Regions from separate parts of the Mus musculus genome. Here region 1 is linked to region 2. The links are chromatin loops, found by intact Hi-C in ENCODE. Cell type or tissue: left cerebral cortex. All regions are shown on one strand. Each heading gives the region's core, and the rest is flanking DNA. Links, peaks and the distances in the headings are about the cores only. Region 1 overlaps Gprc5b (G protein-coupled receptor, family C, group 5, member B). Region 2 overlaps Iqck (IQ motif containing K).

Region 1 (2,500 bases), core at 1-2,500, 50 kb after region 2:
GGCTGTGTCCTCCCAGAAATGTACTGGAGGGTCATGTCCCCCACCTGACGGGACATCCAACTCGCTCAGAAACTCAGTACTTTGAAGAGAGGGGGACCCCTTGGGCAGGCTAGGCATGTGTCCTAACACTGAGCTTCACCCTGAGTCCCTAGAGCATCACTTGGTCAGGCCTCTGTCCTCTTCCCTACACTGGCCTTGAAGGAACCAGGAGGACTTAGGAATGACGGACAGGCTGTGTTGATTACGGCACATGGGCTGACCCCTCTGGAGATCAGTGGTCACAAGTCAAGTCAGGCTTTTCTTGGCCCCAGGACAAAGAAACAGCCCAGGAGGTGATAGGAAGATTTAAGAACACAAATCTGTGTTTCTATTTGTCTTATAGCTTGTTTGTTTCTATTTGTCTTATAGCTTGATCAAAGCAAAGTGAATCAGAGCCTAGCAGGGCCTTCCTTCACAGGGCAGAAAAACCAAAATTCCCTTCCTTTCCTCCAGGGATCAAAGACCATCCCTGATGGTCTATTAAAAAAAAAAAAAAAGCCAGATTGATTTATGGAATTGGCACAAAATAAAGAATGAAAATCAAATGTGTACATGTGAACCGGCTCATGCATTGTTTCTGAGAAGCACAGAGCTATGTCTGGAAGGTGGATGTAGGAATGAGAGCCTCTTTGGATTTTGCTGGAATGAAGCAAAGTCATTCCAACGGAGGCAAAAAGCCAAAGGTAACACTTTCTGCTGCAGGCCTGTTTGGCGACAGATAAGTACAGCTGCTTTGGTGTGTGAGGGACTCAACTTCAACTTCCCTTAGGGAAGGGGGACCTGGTACCCAGCTTGGTGGTGGTGGTGGGGGTAGGTTCTGGATGGAGTAGGGACCAGGGGGCTTGAGCCTCCTGATGGATGTTAGCAAGGCTGAGAGCACCCTCACAGAAATCTTTTCCTTAGAGTCACCTTTCTGGGACAGGGTTGGGGGAGCTGTGCTTATGGAGGAAAATTCATCAGGTGAAGAGCCTCGAGCAGTAGGTAGGCATCTATAGATGGCTTTCTGAGTATGGGTGAGTTTTCCTTATGACAAGGGGGACAGACAAAAAATGGAAGGCGTGCATGCATGGAGCTGCAGTGAGCAGCCCAGAGAAGCAGCCTCCAGGTGTACCCAGCTGAAGCTGCCCCACACGGGACGGACGCGCTCAGGCCTCCTGCCCAGACATCAGATTTTGATACTTACAGTCCCTCCATTGAGCACGACGGCCATCTCGGTCGGCTGATACACATTGCTTCTGAACGGTGCACTGGGCCGGTTTCCCAAGCTGCTGGGCTTCTTTCCCAGGCTGCTAGATCTTTGCTCCAAGCTTCCATTGGAAAAGCCCACTGCTGATCGGAGAGCTGAGGACGGAGTTCCCGGGATGACAACACCAGTGAGAGTGTGGGGGAGAGGATGGGGGAGGGGAACAGAGGGATAAGGGGGAGGGAGAGAGGAAGGAAGAGAATTTTGTTTTTCTGAAGCAACCAGCTCCTCCCCTCTGGGTACCTCTATCCACCCACCACAGTGGCTCCTCCCCTTTGTCACAAGCCTGATTCAAAACAAAAGTCACAAAGGGGCTTTGTTCTCAGTTCTCTAGGAGACTGATCCAGCTTCAGAAGGGTTGGGAACTTTCTGAAGTCCTGCTCTCCCCAAACAGCTACAGCCAGGCTGGGTGACAGTCACCTCTGGGCTGTCAGGACTCTTTGGATAAGAGTCTTTACCTCACTGTAGAACAGTACAGGTCTGTATTTACCATATCAGTCAAAAGCCACCACTATTTCTGGATGCTGCAGAGCTGGCGACTGCATGTACAGGACAGTGACTGTCAACACTGGAAAATTACTCTCTTGTTTGGGTTATTCCCAAAAGAGTAATAGAAGGTCCGAAGCAATGATGGCCAAATGGGTGAACACTCTACCTCTGAACGTAGGCACAGGTGTTCTGAGTTACTGTCCTTTTAAAGACACCATCTAAGGTCGGCCACACTGGCCCTAGTTAGATTCCTGGTCCTCCTGTTGCTGCATGCCAAATGTTGGGGTCCACATGGAGCTATTTAGTGTACTCTGTGTCATGGTGTGTGTGTGTGCACACCTATCCGCCCGCATGTCTGTCTGTGTGTGTCTATTGTCTCTGTCTCTCTGAGAGTGTGTGTGCGCACGCGCAGATGCAGAAGCCAAAAAAGGGTGTTGGAGCTGCCAAGCTGCCCGATGTGGATACTGGGAACGAACTCAGATCCTCAGAAGAACATCAATCCTCTTAACAGCTCTGCAGCCCCTCCCTTGGTTCTAGACGGTGCCTCACTGCCTAGGCTGGCTGGACAGGGAATCTCAGGGACCCACCAGTCTCTGCCTCCCAGCTCCAGACTCACAAGTGAGCATCACACTGGTTCTGGGGATAAAACGCCGGTCCTCATGCTTGAACAACAAGCACTTTACCAACTGAGCTGTCTCCCCAGGCCTCGGTTTCTGTACTTTTAAGAGA
Region 2 (8,067 bases), core at 2,088-4,587:
ATTGAAACTGGTACAGCAGAGCAGTTTAGCAAGCAGACTCTACAGTTAGATGCTTCATTCACTAATAACCATCCTTAGTAGGGAGGCAGCTGTGCTTTAAACACTACGTGTCCTTTGGGAAATAAGGCAAGATCCCTGCTTGCATTCTTGCACTAGGTTGTCAATCAGTGCAAACAAGTAGGTAATAGAGTATGAAGAAATGAACCTTGTGTAGTGGTGTATACTTGTAATCCCAGCACTTGGAAGAGTGAGACCAGGGGCTTACTGAGAGTTAAGGGCCATGCCATGAATCCTAGCACTTTGAAGGTTATCCTCAGCTACTTGGGGAGTTCCAGGACAGCCTAAGACACAACACAGCCTGACTTTAACAAGGGAGAAAGGTGCTGGGGTAATAGCTTAGTAAAGTCATTATTGTGCATGCATGAGGATCTACGCTCAATCCATAAAACATGTGGCAAAAGGGCTGGGGCTGGTGAGACCCCGACTTGTAACCTTAGCACTCAGGAAGTGGAGACAGATAGATGGGCTCTCTCTCTGGTCACCCTCTGTATCCTGCTTGAATGAGTTCCAAGACAGGGAGAGATTCTGACTCAAAAAGCAAGCAAACAAACATAAAACAAAAATCAAGCCGGGCGTGGTGGTGCACGCCTTTAATCCCAGCACTCGGGAGGCAGAGGCAGGCAGATTTCTGAGTTCGAGGCCAGCCTGGTCTACAAAGTAAGTTCCAGGACAGCCAGAGCTACACAGAGAAACCCTGTCTTGAAAAACCAAAACCAACCAACCAACCAAACAAACAAAAATCAAAACAAGAACCCAGGAGGTTGTCCTCTCGACTCGACTCTGTATACAAGTGCACATATATGTGCATGAACACACAAACACACACACACACTCATACACACACACACGAAATACAGTAGAGATGCATGCTTGGGGTATAGTTCAATGATAGTGCACATGTCTAGTATGCTCAATGCCATGGGTTTCACTATTAGCACCCTGACCTCCCCACTCCAAAAATTTATCAACTATTGTCAAAATAATATCACTTAATAAACCGCCCCACCCCACCCCACCAGCCTACAGTGTGAGGTTCATCTCACACGTGTGGTAATCAGGCAGATTACAACGAATTTAGACTGCAGCATAAGCTCTAGAGATTATGTTCTATTCAGGTTTGTTCTAGAGCCTTCTGAGATCAGCAGTTTGCCAGGGGCATGTGCTTTTCAGAGCAGAGTTTGCAAGCCTCAGAGCGGATGAACAAAACATGCACCATGTGATCTGGCTAGCTTTATGTCAACTTGATATAAGCTAGCATCATCTGAAAGGAAGGAACCTCAATTGAGCTAAATGTCTCCCTAAGATCAGCTATAAATCATTTTCTTAATTAGTTATTAATAGGGGAGGGCCCAGCCCATTGTGGGTGGGGACATCCTTGGGCTGGTGACCCTGGGTTTATTAAGAAAGGTGACTGAGCAAGCTGGTAAGCAGCATCCCTCCATGCCCTCTGCATCAGCTCCTGCTTCCAGGTTCTCAGCACTGCTTGACTTCTTGTCCAGACTCCCTTCGATAATCAACAGTGGTGTGGAAGTGAAAGCCAGATAAACCCTTTCCTCCCCGACTCGCTCTGGTCATGGTGCTCCATTGCAGCATTAGTAATTAAGACTAAGGTACCAAGGCTCTCAGGGCCTAGGCTCATCTCAAGGCCAAACCTAACAGCTAAGAGGCAATCATAACCCTGCTGAGTAGTTACCCTGCTGCAAATAAGTACCACAAGACAGAAGAGAGCAAATGAAAGGACCAGAGAACAAGGGAGGTGACTCCTGCAGGTCACAGGATGGTTGAGGAGGCCATTCTGAGAGGCTGTAGTTTGAGCAGAGACCCAAAGCAAGCTTGAAGCACAAAGAGGTGGAAGGTGCTAGATGTATTTGAAGGTCAGTGTAGGTTATGTGAGTGAGCCAGGACACGTGACCCAGGTAATGAAGAATTATTCAAAGAACAGAGCCCTAGTACCAACTGTCGATAGGCTGACAGAACTTGGGGTTTTATGATTTGGGGAAGGGGTCCCATAATCTCACTGACTTCTTGAGGAGAGTGGCAGCCTCCAGATGCAGTGGCTCCCCAAATCCCTGGTCTCCAGGGTTTGCATATGTGCTGTGTACATGGTCGTGATGTGCATCCATGTAGAGGCCTGTTTCACAAGTGTCATTTCCCAGGCAGCATCCACCATGTATTTTAAGACATGATTTCTCACTGACCTGGAACTAGCCACACAGGCTAGGCTGGCTAGTTCACACTGGCTGCCCTGAAAACTCAGAGACCCTCTTGTCTCTGCCTCTCCAGCATGGGGGGCATAAGTGCTTCGAATGGAACTGGGGTTCTTACCATTTGAGCCATCTTCCCAGCCCACACCTCCTAGGATCCATATTTCTACAGAGACCTTTCCCATATTAAACCACAGAAGGTATGTGTGACCCTTATAGTTCTACAGAAATACCTTTGAATCTTGGCAGTGGTGACACATGCCTTTAATCCTAGCACTCAGGAGGCAAGCAGATCTCTTGAACTTGATGCCAGCCTGGTCTACAGAGTGAGTTCTAGGCCAGCCAGGGCTACACACACACACAAAGAAAAACCCTGTCTTGAAAAACATATAAGAAGAACAACAGCAGCAACAGCAGCAGCAACCACCTCATAGTGCCCACGATTATTTCTGTGGGAGAAAGGGAGAAGCCATGTGATGCTGTTGTGTTCTTGATATCAGCTTGTGGTCTTTGCCAGTGATGTCTTTACCTGGGACTGGTCGAAAGGCAGGGAGCCTTAAGCACCACTCCAGACCTCTTGAATCCAAAGTGACCTCTATGGTTTTCTGTTACATAATTATTGTTATATATATAACGGCTGTCTCCATGACATTTTAATACATGTTTATAAAGTATTTTGCTCCCACTCATGACCCATCACACTCTTGTCCCCTCCCATCTGATTCCTCTTCTTGTCCCACCTCTGCCCCTTAGACTTTCCCCTCCCCACCCCCCTCATGTGATCCTGTGAGTTCCATAAGGGCTGCTTACAGGAGCATAAACACCTTACCTACCAGTGGCCACACTACTGAAGTAAATGTTTTTCTCTCCCCAGCCACCACTGACTGCTTATAGATCTTTTAGGGAGCCCCTCCCCCCAGCTCTGTAGTTTTATTTTTTGAGACTGTGCTCAGCATGTGGTCAAAGCTGGCCTTGAACTTGCAGACCTCCTTTCCATGCCTCCCAAGCATCGGGATTAGAGGACAACATTATCATTCCCAGCACAAAGAGAATCTGCTTCTTAACGCAGAAGGAACAGCTTGGGTACAGAGGTTTGCTTCTTGGCTTGCCAGCCTTGTCATTATTTTAATTATTTGGTTTCCCTTTCCACTCCTGAAAAACAGGACCGACAATTGTGCTCCTGCCCCCCCCCCCCCCCCCCGCTTTGCATCCCCATCTCTCACCCCAGTCCTCTCCTGTTAGCTGTGAGGGTGTAGCTCTGTTGAAAGTCCATTTACCCCTATAAGAATATATTCCCGCTTGTTTGTTTCTTGGTGGTAGTCCTTAAGTTCTTGGTTTCTGTTCTTTGTTTTTTGTTGGATTTTTTTTTTTCCTGCCTGAGAAACCCTGTTATTTTTCAAAACATTCTTTTGATCAGGCTAGAAACTTCTGCCTGTGCCCAGCAGGACTCTGGTGCCCCAGAAAGAAGGCACCCAGTTGCCGTGGTCCCCATTCAGGCCTCCTTCTTGGGGCAATGTCTGGCCACTCAGCAGGCTGAAGTAGGCCACAGCACTATAAATAGGGGCCTTGGCCTGCTCTGGGATCAGGTCTCAGGCTAGGTTCTCCCTCCCCCTTCCCTCACCAGTTTCTTCAGTTATTTAAATAAAACTACAGGTACGTTTTCATGTATAAGTACCCCAAAGCTTGTCATCTTGGCAAGCTGTAAGCAACTCCTTTCTGTCTTGTTTGCCTAGTAGGACATACTCCAGTATGAGATGAATCCTAGATGACCTAGGATTTGCCTACCAGCCAATGTGGTGGGTTGGCCTTGCCATCAGTGCAGTGGGTTGGCCTTGCCATCAGTGCAGTGGGTTGGCCTTGCCATCAGTGCAGTGGGCTGGCATTCCATCAGTGGAGTGGGTTGGTAATACCATCAGTGCAGTGGGCGAGCGTTGCCATCAGTGGAGTAGGTTGGCATAAACCTAATGCCATTCTATCTCCTTTGCCCCATAGCCTTGAATTGGCAATGAACTTCCTTAACCCTCACTTTCCTCGTCTACGAACTGTGTCTAGCAATAATACTGAATTCCAGTTCCTAGGTTTGAAGTGGAGAATAAACAAGAAAAATCAGAGGAGGACTGGCCAGATCATCTACAGGGCAGAGTGTAACATGATGACACCTCTTGTTTAATGTTGTCAGGGATTTCTTCAAGGGCTCTGGGTGTAGCCTAGTTGGTATAGTGCTTGCTTCCCATGCATGATGCCCCAGCTTCAATAGCCAGAACGACCTCAAACAAGGACATGGTGGCATGGATATGCAACCCCAACATTTGGGAGATGGAGGCCGCAGGATCATAAATTTAAGTCCACTCTTGGCTTCATAGTGAGTTCAAGGCCAGCCTAGGCTACATGAGAATATATCTCAAAATTATTTTAACTTTTTAGCTGTTGGTGGCAGTGCTAAGCCTTAATTTCAACTCTCAAGAGTCTGAGGCAGGAGTATCAGGAGATAGACTCTAGCCTGGGCTACTACAGAATAAGAACCTGTCTCAAGACAAACAACAAGCTAACAATAAAGACCTTTCAGCTTTCAGACATGCCTAGCTTACGGCCTAAGGGCCGTGTGTACCCAGAGAGCTGTGAATACAGCCTAAGGGCCGTGTGTACCCAGAGAGCTGTGAATACAGCCTAAGGGCCGTGTGTACCCAGAAAGCTGTGAATGCAGCCTAAGGGCCGTGTGTACCCAGAGCGCTGTGAATGCAGCCTGAGGGCCCTGTGTACCCAGAGAGCTGTGAATGCAGGACCATCACATTTATAAACCTCAGTGTCACTTTCTGATGTCAAAAAAGTTGAATAACCCTATATGGAGATGGCGGAAGATTGTACTGGGTCTGACTGGGAAGCTTGGCAAGCAGAGAGCAGAGGTGAGATGCCTGCCATCCTGCTTGGCATCCCAGTAGCTGCCCTTCTCCACTCCTCTGGAGCACTTGTCTGTAAAGGTAAAAAGTGCACGGGTCACTTTCACTGCTGTGGTTGAGTCTCTTTGGTGATAGCAACCCATGAGAATACTTGGTGGTTTGAATCTGTAGACTTGGCCTAGGGAGATGACTCAGTGGGTAAGAGCATCCTTCTAAAAGGTCCAGGAGAGAATCAGCTGCACAGAATTGCCCTCTGACCTCCACAGTGCACTGCAGTGCATGCATACACACGCGCTGTACTGTAACAACAAGAAAACAATAGTAATGTTAAAGAAGAAGTCCATAGTGCTTGACTGTTTCTCAGGAGTCTGTGTGTGAGCTGGGTGGCTACTGTGCTGGCTCCCTGTGTGCCCAGATTAGCAGGTGACTACGTACAGAGGGGAGGGCCAAGCTGCTCTTTTTCACATGTCTGGCAGGTGGCACTGGTGGTTGGCATTTCTTTTCCATGTGGCTTTTCAACATGGTGTAAGTTGAAAGAAGAGCCTCCTTAAATGTAGAAATAACATGAGGAGGCAAATCTAGAAGCTTCAAGCTTTCTTCAGCCTTAGATTATGGAGTTCTCTTAGCAGTACTTCTGCTCCCTTCTATTGGTCAGAGCAAATCATGAGGTTGGCCAGATTCACTGACAGGGGATAGACTCCCATATGTGTGTGGGGGGGGGGGGCACAGAGGTGGGGTTCCTGTAGCCAAGGATAGCCTCTGAACTTGCTACGTAGCCAAGGATGGGTTTAAACTTCTTGACCTTCCTGTCTCTACCTTCTGAGTTTGGATTACAGTATGGCAACACTCCTGGCTTATGCGGAGCTGGGGATCAAACCCAGGAATGCAGCACTTTATTTGTGCTAATCAGGCATTCTACCAGCTGAGCTGCAGCTCCAGCTCTGCATCCATCAGTTAAACTTTGAGTGACAGTGGGTTTTTCTAGACAAGAATGCACGTGACTCACCAAGGGCACAGTGTGGTGGCTCCCCACCCCGTCCCCAGAGCCTCACACATGCTGGGCAAGTGGTCTCTCCCGAGCTCTGGCTCTTGATATTTACTTACGTATTTGGAGACAGCTCAGGCTGTCCTCAAACCCACAACCCTCTGCCTCAGCTTCCCGAGTGCTTGTGTTATATATATACACCCACATCACTGCACGCGGTTCTCTGTCTTTAACCTGCATCAGGGCCCTTCCCCCAGAGTCGGGAGGGCTGAGTGGGTCCTGAGAACTTGCATTTCAAACAGGTCCTTGGGCACTAGGAGTGCTGGCAACCTGGGGAACACTCTTTGAGAACCCTGACAGAGGAATCTCTGGCTTTCAAACCTGACCGTACATTAGAACAACCCTGAAGCTGCTGCTTCAGTCAGGAGTAGAATGGCAACACCAGAGCAGGTTTTCATAGTTGCCTGGGGTTCAAATTCTGGGCTATAATACATACCAATTTCGGGGCACTATTTGCTTGACTGAGGCTCAATTTCCTCTTTGAAAAGGGTGGAAATACTGCCCACCTCAGAGATTTCTTCTGAGAATTAATAGTGTGCACATAACTCCTAAAAGAGTGCTCACAGGTCTTGTGTTAGCAAATGTCAGCTAAGTGGGGACGGGAGGGAAGGGCTCAGAACGGGCTGGCTGACAGGGTCCTTGGCAGAGCACACGGTGACGTAATTTACCCTGTAACTCACTGAGAGGTTCATCAAATACCTTAAATGCCTACGCAATCAGATTCATTCCTAATCATGAGTCTCAGTTATCAGGAGAAGCAGGATGAACTCCATCTGAACTGCCATCACTGAAATGTGGGGGAAATTCCATTTCTTTCATGTATGTGCTGTGACCTGCCCCCACCCGGCGGGGGGGGGGGGGCGCGGGGGGACGACTTCGGTACAAAACTAGGTGTGGCTTCCTGGGAGAAGGCCTTCTCAGATCCGGGCATTGCAGAGACTACCTCAGGAAAGGCAGCTGGTGCTGGTGACTCACCCAGATCCTGCTTTCCTGACCACGGGCTAACAGCCCCAGAGTGTTCCCTTGACTCACACTGGAAGGCTTTGCAGTAATCAGCATGGTGTTTGTGTAGGAACTGAAACAGCCAAGCGGTACAGATGTCCTCCGCAGGGCTTGGAGCAGTAGGCTCATTCCTAGCATTCTCCCTCGGGGAAGCAGGGTGGCCCAGGCTTCAGCTCCCTGGAATCACTTGGAGTCCTGCGGGTCTTGTTCTACCTCACTGGTGTGCATTAGAACTCCCAGGTTGGGGGGGGGGGGTCTATTTCAACAGAACCCCAGTGACATCAGGGTCATTTGTTGAGCTTAAACTTTGAGAGACAGTGAGTTTTTCTAGACAGGCATTCACGTGATTCACCAAGGGCACAGTGTCAGATGAATAGTGTGAGAGAGCTGGAAGGGGCAGCAGGAGAAGCTGGGGGCTGGAGCTGTAATGCCTACATAGGGGTCAAGGCAGAGGTTGGCAAACCATACCTGAAGGACAGTATCCAGCCACTGTCCATTCCTTGGGTTCTATTCTTTATTAAATATTTTTTGTAGCATTTGAGATTGAACCTATGGCCACATACATGTGAAACAAGGCTCCACCCTCGAGCAACAGCTCCAGGACTCCTTTTACCTTCTTATTTTGTGTCAAAGTCTCACTAAGTTGTTCACGCTGGCTTTGAACTTGTGACCCTCTTGCTTTAGTTTAGTTATTGGAATTATAGGCCTGTCCCATTCAACCTGGCTACAAAAGTTCTTTTTCCTTTTTCTTTTCTTCATATGTGTATGTGTGCATCTCTCCCTCCCTCTCCCTCTCCCTCTCCCTCCCCCTCTCCCTTCTCCTCCCCCCATCTCTCTCTCTCTCTCTCTCTCTCTCTCT

The links. Peaks named below come from ENCODE experiments on the same cell type or tissue, not always from the same donor. Only the 100,000 strongest peaks of a DNase experiment are listed, where the experiment ranks them.
Region 1: it touches region 2 in a loop (1.9-fold over the local background); 3 of 42 quality-filtered maps call a loop at or near these places.

The regions. Positions count from the first base shown.
Region 1 is chr7:118,975,291-118,977,790 of GRCm38, forward strand. It overlaps Gprc5b (G protein-coupled receptor, family C, group 5, member B), which reads right to left. Exons shown (of 4, transcript NM_022420.2): 3 at 1,223-1,380. Among named protein-coding and RNA genes, the nearest start is that of Gm39076, 8.5 kb to the right of the region's middle. In left cerebral cortex, for the core only: no CTCF peak of the experiment used is centred there; DNase peaks (open chromatin) are centred at 1,427 and 2,191; H3K4me3 peaks cover 297 bases; H3K27ac peaks cover 1,917 bases.
Region 2 is chr7:118,922,926-118,930,992 of GRCm38, forward strand. All of the region lies in intron 7 of Iqck (IQ motif containing K), which reads left to right. Among named protein-coding and RNA genes, the nearest start is that of Gm39076, 58 kb to the right of the region's middle. In left cerebral cortex, for the core only: no CTCF peak of the experiment used is centred there; DNase peaks (open chromatin) are centred at 3,384 and 3,744.